Regions from separate parts of the Homo sapiens genome. Here region 2 is linked to region 1. The links are chromatin contacts, found by Hi-C in ENCODE. All regions are on one chromosome and are shown on one strand. The core of a region is the stretch at or near the end of the contact, and the rest is flanking DNA. Distances in the headings are between cores, read along the strand shown.

What was found. Hi-C counts contacts between places; a loop is a spot of excess contacts on that map. Pooled maps may share reads with other maps.
Region 2: a loop to region 1 is called in a map of naive thymus-derived CD4-positive, alpha-beta T cell, with 8 times the contacts of the local background. The contact joins the promoter of NFIA here to the promoter of USP24 in region 1. A Hi-C loop is called at or near these places in 2 of 168 maps with a recorded cell type or tissue (CD8-positive, alpha-beta T cell and naive thymus-derived CD4-positive, alpha-beta T cell) and 7 of 50 pooled maps.

Annotation. Positions count from the first base shown.
Region 1 is chr1:55,213,155-55,217,069 of GRCh38, forward strand. It overlaps USP24 (ubiquitin specific peptidase 24), which reads right to left and starts at 2,210. Exons shown (of 68, transcript NM_015306.3): 1 at 1,636-2,210. The coding sequence starts at 1,959. LOC100507634 (a long non-coding RNA gene) reads left to right here and starts at 2,254. Exons shown (of 1, transcript NR_038320.1): 1 at 2,254-3,915. RefSeq lists an enhancer at 1,098-1,157 and silencers at 1,618-1,807, 1,878-2,387.
Region 2 is chr1:61,080,532-61,084,041 of GRCh38, forward strand. NFIA (nuclear factor I A) reads left to right here and starts at 2,030. Exons shown (of 11, transcript NM_001134673.4): 1 at 2,030-2,287. The coding sequence starts at 2,261. RefSeq lists a silencer at 1,306-1,600.

The sequences.
Region 1 (3,915 bases), core at 960-3,459:
CAAAACTGGGTCAAAAACTAGAAGGAACGAGGGAGGAGTGATAGGAACTGCCAATGAGAAGCTGATTTCTTAAAATGACTTAAGTATGGTTACTCAATTATATGGGAATTTAAAAAAATTCCCAAACTAGGAATAGTAACAATCTTTATTTCCATATACTAGTCAACGATACAGCTAAGTTAGTGGGTTACAGAGGGCAATCTAGCAACTGTGTCTAAGTGTGGAAGCCAAAGAAATCTTGTGCAGAAACCTGTTCTTTTTAAGTGCCACCTTCTTGTTCAAGCTACTTCAGCCCGAGGAACTGTTGCAAAAGCATACAATTAAAAGGATATAACACTGCTCAGGAAAAAGTGTTTCAAAAGGCTTAGCTTCACTAAGCTTAATTCTTCATTAAGAACGAACCAAATTCGTATCTCTACCTAATAACGCAATCCCAATAATTTGAGATCTGTGCTTTTCTGTGGTCAGGCCAAGCTGCTCTACTGGCCCCTGAAATGAACTACCCAACGAATCTGACCAAAATTCCTGCCATGAGCTACTATGTTTCTGCAAAGTAATTATTCAAAAGCACTGCTGCTTCTGGTCGATCTTTTTTCTTTATTATAGAAGAGTCCGTTTTCTTCCCCCACGTTCCTTGCTCACACCCCAAACTAAACAGGCATAGTCTTCTCCACCTAGACTTGAGGTCTCTGATCAAAGCCATTAGCCTCAAGACTCCTCCTCCACCCCCACTGCGCTCCCACCCTGTTCCGCGCCCCTCTGCATAGCACCCTCAGTATGACTACCATCTCTTTCCCCGGTCTAATTTTCTCTCATTTCTGACCTTATCGATGACCAGTACTCCCTCTTTACCCAGACCTGGTGCCAGCTCTATCTTCCAATTCCAGTCCCCATCCCTGCCTAGACCCTCCTCAGCTCCCACCCCTGCCCAGGCCTCCCACCTCTGCCCTCTCAGTGCAATCCCCACTGCTCTCATACCTGATTTTATTCAAGTCCTCATTCCTGGCCGCGGCCCCTTCCCTCTTCATTTTAAATCCTACTCAATGCCCCCCCTTTCCGACCCTTGGCTAAAACCCCAACCTCACTCCTAACCCCAACAGTTTTCCTGTGATCCTGTCAAAGACCACTACTCTGGCCGGCCCACACCGCTTTTTCTGACTCTGAGCCTGGTGCCTCCGCCAATCCTTCACTGAAACCTCGTGCCACAAAATCTCCGACCTAGCCTAGTGCACTAGTACCCCATTTCCGACCCCCTACTGCACGCATCCTTCCCACTATATGCTCAAGTGTCTGTCCTCCCATCTCGGATGATAGCCCTGGAGCCTCCTCCCCATCGTCGGCGTGCATAGCCGGAAGCCTAAGGGACCCCTCCTCACCCCAACCCACAGCTCCGCTGCGCATCCCTAATTCCCTTTCACACGCCTCTCCTATGGGTCCCTCTCCCCACTTACCCCCAATCAAGTGACTTCGGTTCCCAACTGGAGCCTGGGGCTTCTCTCTCTCTCTCCGCCCCGCCCCCACTAAAGCCCCAGTCGAATGCCCTCTCTCCCCACACCAAGCCCAGCGGGGTGTGTCCCCTCCCAGGAACTCCAGCCCAGTGGCTTCCCACAGAGGTCTGGGGTTGCCCCTCCTCACCTCCGCGTCCACCACCTCGTGGTAGGCGGGCGGGGGGTCGAAGCCGCCCCCGCCTCCGGTGCTCCCGCCGCGGGAGGGGCCGCCGCCGCCGCCGTCACCTCCGCCGTCGCCCCGCGGGCCCCCGCCGGGCCCGGGGCTGGGGCCACCGCCGCTGTCCATGGGCTCGTAGCCGCCGTAGTCGAGGCCCGGCCGCTCGTTGGTGAGCAGTGCCACGGCCTCGTTAATGTCGTTCTTGGCCAGGCGCAGGGCCTTGCGGATGGTGGCGGGGTCTGAGAAGCCCATGCACAGCAGCGTGGTCATGTGCTGCTCCTCCTCCGATTCCATGGCTTGGGCCTCCTGGCCGCCCCGGCCAGCGCACGGCGAAGCTACGGGTCCCGGGCCTGGCGGGCCGCGCGGCGCACCCTCCGCGCCGCCTCCGCGCCCAGGTTGGCCCCTGCGTTCCTGCCCCGGGTGCTCCGCAGCAGCCGGGCCAGGCTGGGTGCGGGCTTGGGTCCTGCGAGCCGAGCTAGTGCGGTGAGGCGCTCAGGCGCGGCTGCGGCCCGGCCCAGCCCTGCGCGCCGCCATGTTGGCCTCCTCCCCCTCCGCCTCCTCCTCCCCGGGCGGCGGGGCCGCGCCTCGGCTCCCGGAAGCGGCACGGGAGGCGACCGTGCTCGCCGTTGGCAGGCTAGGGTTGGCGGCGGCGTATTCTGTTTGTTTTAAACGAAGGAGCGGAGGGAGGGGCCGCGCCGCGGAGCGTGCCTAAGGTGAAAGGGCTGCCGTGCAGCCAGGCAGAGGCGAGGAAGGCTTCTCCATCGTCGCCACCGCCCGCCTGTTTCGCCGGCAACAGGTTCCCCCGGGACGGGAGGGGCCGCAGCGCCGCGCAGCTCGCAGCGCTGAACGTCGCGGAAATCCCTTGGCCGGCCGAGCCTCCGCAGCCGCGACCCGGCTTCTCTCCGTCCGAGTCCCCCGAGCCTCTCCGAACCCCCGTTGGACTTCCCCTCCCTGGCCGGCGCCGCCCGACCCGCTCCCCCATCCTAGAGGGAATTCCCTGCGCCGCGGCTGTGAGGCACCTCCACCCCGGCCTGAAATGCACCGCAGTCCTGAAGGAAATCCACCCTCATCCCACGCAGATTCACCCGCAACGCTGCCTGAATACGCCTCGCTGCCCACAGAAATTCCTGCCCAAACCAGACGCGTGGACCACCCAAGACGAAATTCACACTCGACCCTAGCCCCGCCAGCCCTTGCCGAAATCACCCTAAACCCGTTGAAATTAATTCCCAGCTGTCCGAATTTTCCTTCCAACATTAACTGACTACCTGTCTCCGCCAAGCTGACTGAACTCTACCGAACTCTTACCCTGAAAGCCCCTGAGAGTCCAAAATATATTTTTCCAGCCCGAAATCTAAATCCCAGTTCTCTGTATGAAAACCTCCAGAAACCCAGACTCTTACTTCCTTCGGCCACGGACTCGTTCGAACATCGTGGACATCACCTTCCCACATTTTTACCGCAGTCTTTGGCTCCGATTCTTTGTCCCTGCCTCTTGGGCAGCATCCTATCCCTGTTTCTTTCCACCTTTGAGGATTCCTCTACCTCTTTAAAGGCCTGCTTTCTTTGCTTTCTCTTCTCACCTTTGGCATTGGCACACTGGGGTCATATCTTTAGTTCCCTTGACTCCACCATCTAAGCCAAGGGTGTCCAATCTTTTGGCTTCCCTGGGCTACATTGGAAGGAGAAAAATTGTCTTGGACCACATATAAAATATTCTAACGCTAATGGTAGCTGATGAAACTTTTAAAAAATCTCATCATGTTTTAAGAAGTTTACGAATTTGTGCTGAGCCGCATTCAAAGCCGTCCTGGGCCTAAGTCCTTGCTATTTTTCCTCTTCAATTTCCTTCAATCCATAGTTCTCTAGGTTATTTTCCCACCCTTTCCCAAGATTCGGATATCCCTTCATTCTTGCTGAGTTCATCTCCTATGCCTATTCCTACATACTTGCTGAGTTCATCTTCTAATGTCCTCATCCTGGTTTCTTCCTGAACCTGAAATCCAGCTAACCTTACTTTTTCATCCCATCAAACCCCTGCTGTTGCCAGCCCAGCACTCACGAAGATCTTTACATACACCAAATATTAAATTAGGGCCGGTACCTAGACATTGTCTCTGCACTCTGCTGGCATATTTTCCCCTGGACCACGAACCCTTCGTACCTAGTAACTTGCCACCTGTGTTTATAAATACCAGCAATTTGATTTACAGGGTGAATTTGTCACTATTGTTTACTTTTAAATGAAGT
Region 2 (3,510 bases), core at 780-3,279, 5.9 Mb after region 1:
AAACTTGGAGCGCATTGAAGTTATAGATCCCAGCAAAGGTTCTCGTGGCCAGGGATGTTGTCTCTGTAACACAGCTTGGCTTTTAGGACATTCCTCCCCTACTAAAATCTGAGAGGAACCAAGGAAAAGCAGTGGGTTAAGTTTGGGAAAATGGACTCTCTCATTAAAGGCTGAAATCATTATTTCTCCTCACTCCTTAGTAAATAATCTTGAGAGATTTCCAAGGATGTTCAGGAGGGAGGGTGGGAGAGAGAATGGTTCTTGAGCATTCGGGAATTATTTTGGCAATAAAGTAACTAAAGTACAAGCATAAAATAACTTTAGACAGATGCAGAATTATTTCAGAGGTTCTCTTTTGCTCTTTCTCCAGTACAGTATTTCCTGCCCCTTGCTTTGAAAAGAAGTCTGAATGAGAGTGGCCTTAACACATCACTCACCCTCACTTGTTAACACATCACTTACCCTCACTTTCCTACAGGAATGTCCCCTCTTTAGAGACTCTCTGGTTATGTCACCTCCACCGAAGGGCAGATTCCCCTGTGTGCCAGTGTCTTTCAACATGATACCTACCTCTTTCCTTTTGGAATTTTGAGAAGGGTTGTCAAATGCAGCATTTTGCAAACCATCATGAGGAAGAGAAGTAAAATAAGGGATGGGGGCTTAGAAGAGGCAGGTAGGCTTTCCCCCCTCCGAGAGAGGAGAGCCTAGAGAGAAAATATGAGGTTAAAAAAAAAAAACTGGAAAAGCAGGCTTACTGGCAACTTGCCAAACCCTAAAAACCACCCCCCTCTTTTCTGCCAAAACAATACTTTAGCAAACCTAAAATAATTGCAGGAAGCTCTTTTCCATTTTAAGAACTATTACCTGGGGGAGGGAAAAAAGGGATTCTTAAAAGGCACCCTTCCAGAGGTGTCCCAGAAACTGGGACGGTAATGATAGCCTATGTCCAGTTCTGGGCACGCGTTTGTGGATCAGAATATCTCCCTTCCCTAAGGGGACATCCCTTTCACATATTTTTTTCCTCCTAAAAAGTAAAAGATGTCACAGCTAAACCACTGTTGTTTCTGAACGTGATAGAACTTTTTCTATGGCGTCTGTGTTCAAACCCACTAGTTTCACAGTCCTGGGAGGGATAACGCTCATTAATCTCCGCCTTCTTTTCTCCAGACCCCCGCCCCCCAAATCCGGTGAATCTTCTGTGGGCACTGATTCCTCACCACCCCCGCTTCTGAATGCCACAGGACCGAAGCTGCACAAAGTTTGCAGGATTGTGTGCATAATTACCTCTGCCGACGAATCTATTCCCACAGAAAGCTTCGCTGGAGAGATTACAATGCTTTGAGCCTTACCGCATTTCAGTGGGGGAAAAAAAGTTACCTAGGAGGTCTGATTTTTCAAAGAAATTTGCATACATGCAAATGTGCCGCCCGGCCTCCTCCTCGGTTCTCTACGTGCCCACGCGGTGGCCCGGGGGGTGCGGGGCAACCTGGCAAAGTTGCCCAAGTCCTCCACCGAGGTCCGCGGAGGTCTGCAGCGGGGGTGGGGGGATGGGGACGAGGAAAAGTAGTTTTGTTTGCTTAAGCACATCCTGTGGCAGCCTATAGCTGCCCGGGAGTACAGACTGTAACTGCTCCTCACTGCGTTACCCAGTAATGCGCTGATCGGGGGAGGGGGCGGGGGGGCCGGGGAGCGAGCGGGAGAGCGAGCAAGCGAGCGAGCAAGGAGCGAGCCACGGAGAGAGCCGGGGAGCGAGCGAGCCAGCCTGCGAGCGCGAGCGGCCGCGGAGGCTCGGGACCCGGCTGGCCGCGCGGCGCCGCAGCCGCCCCCTCCCCCACACCCCCTCCCCCCCGCGGCGGCGGCGCGAGCGGGCGGCGGCTGTGCGGTGCGGTGCAGAGCGGAGGCGGAGGCGGGCGCGCGGGCAGCTCGCGGGCACCCGGCCGGGCCGGCGCGGGAGCGGGAAAGGGTGCGCTATGCCTTTAACACCCGCGTACAGTAGGCATGTATAGTGGAGTGTAGGGAAACTCTAGGCGGGGTTAAAGTTCAGCTCATGGAGCGGCAATAGCGCTGGCTGGCTGGCTGCAGTTGAGCCGACTTGGAAATGTGAACGCAAGAAGCAGGCTTGATTTTTTTTTCTCCCCCCTTCTCTCTCTCTCTCTCTCTCTCTCTTCCTCTCTCCCTCTTTCTCCTCTCTCACCCACACTCACGCACACCTCCAAACCGCACACCCAGACGCACACGCATACCCCAGCGCCCGGCAGTTATGTATTCTCCGCTCTGTCTCACCCAGGTAAGCCGCGGCGTGGATGCGGAGGGCTTGGGGGCCGGGGCGCCGGGGGCAGGGCTGGGGCTGGGTGGGGGGCACCGGGGCCGTCGCTCCGGCCGGGCCCAGGGCGTGCGTCTCGGTGTGTGTCTGTGTCTGCGCGTGTTTCTGTGTGTGTGCGCGCGTGTGCCCGCGGGTGGGGGGGGGGATCCCGCTTAAAGAAAGTAACTTTGTTTCCATGCGGGTGCATTCCTCTTGCACGGCCATTTGTGTGGGCACATGGCTAATGGCGCCCTCTTATTAATGCGTTAATTAATATCGGGGCGACGGACTGCGGAACAGCAGTGTTTTCGGACACCCCGCACGTGTTTCGGCGGGGTTGCAGTCCATGACACGCAGAAATCTGGCTCAGCGTTTCTGCTGCCGGGAGCAGGGATTCCGTAGTGCCGCAGCGCCCGGGGAGGGGGCCGCCGACGGAGCCCACCGCTCACCCCGCACGCTCGGGCCGGCTGCAGTCCTCGGGTGCGGGGAGACCTCGGGTGCCTGCGCCCAACGGCCCGCTCCCCGCAGCCTGCGCTGCCGCAGCCCCCCGCCGTCTTCCCGAACTCTTACTTTTGTTTATTGTTTGTCAGCCTTCGGGGTCCGGCCGCGGAAAGGACGCGGGCTCCCGTCCCGGCCCCGGCCCGGACAGCGCCCCTCGGACGCGGGCAGGCTGCGGCTAGCCCTCGGCTGAGCGGGGCTACGTGGACGCGCGTTCCCCCGCGCCGGCCGGGTGGAGCCTGCGTCCTCGCCGCGCGCCGGTGGCCCGTTGGCTCTCCCGGAGTGAAAGTTTCGGGGCCGAGACGAGCCCACGTTGTGCAGGGCGCCGAACGCCGGAGGCCGCGGGCCGCGGGCCGGGTAGCGCCGGGCAGAGTTGGGCTCCTAGCCGGGAGCCGGAGCGGCGGCCCGGGCCGGACACGGCTCCCCCCGCCGCCGCCGCCGCCACCACCACCACCGCCACCGCGCGACTCCGGCCGCTCCGCGCGCAGGACGGGGGCAACTTTTCCCCTCCGACTCAACTCAGAGCATGGGGCTCTTGCGCCCCACCGCCTCTCCTTTCCGTGCCCCCCTGTCCATTCCTCCCTTGTCTACCCACCCCCAGGCAAAATATTGCTACTTCGAGACTTCAAATCCGGTCCCCTTTGAATATGTTATTTGTTTTCCTTGACTAAAAGGCTTGAAGTCAAAGTGGTTTTGCGCTATTTTTTTTT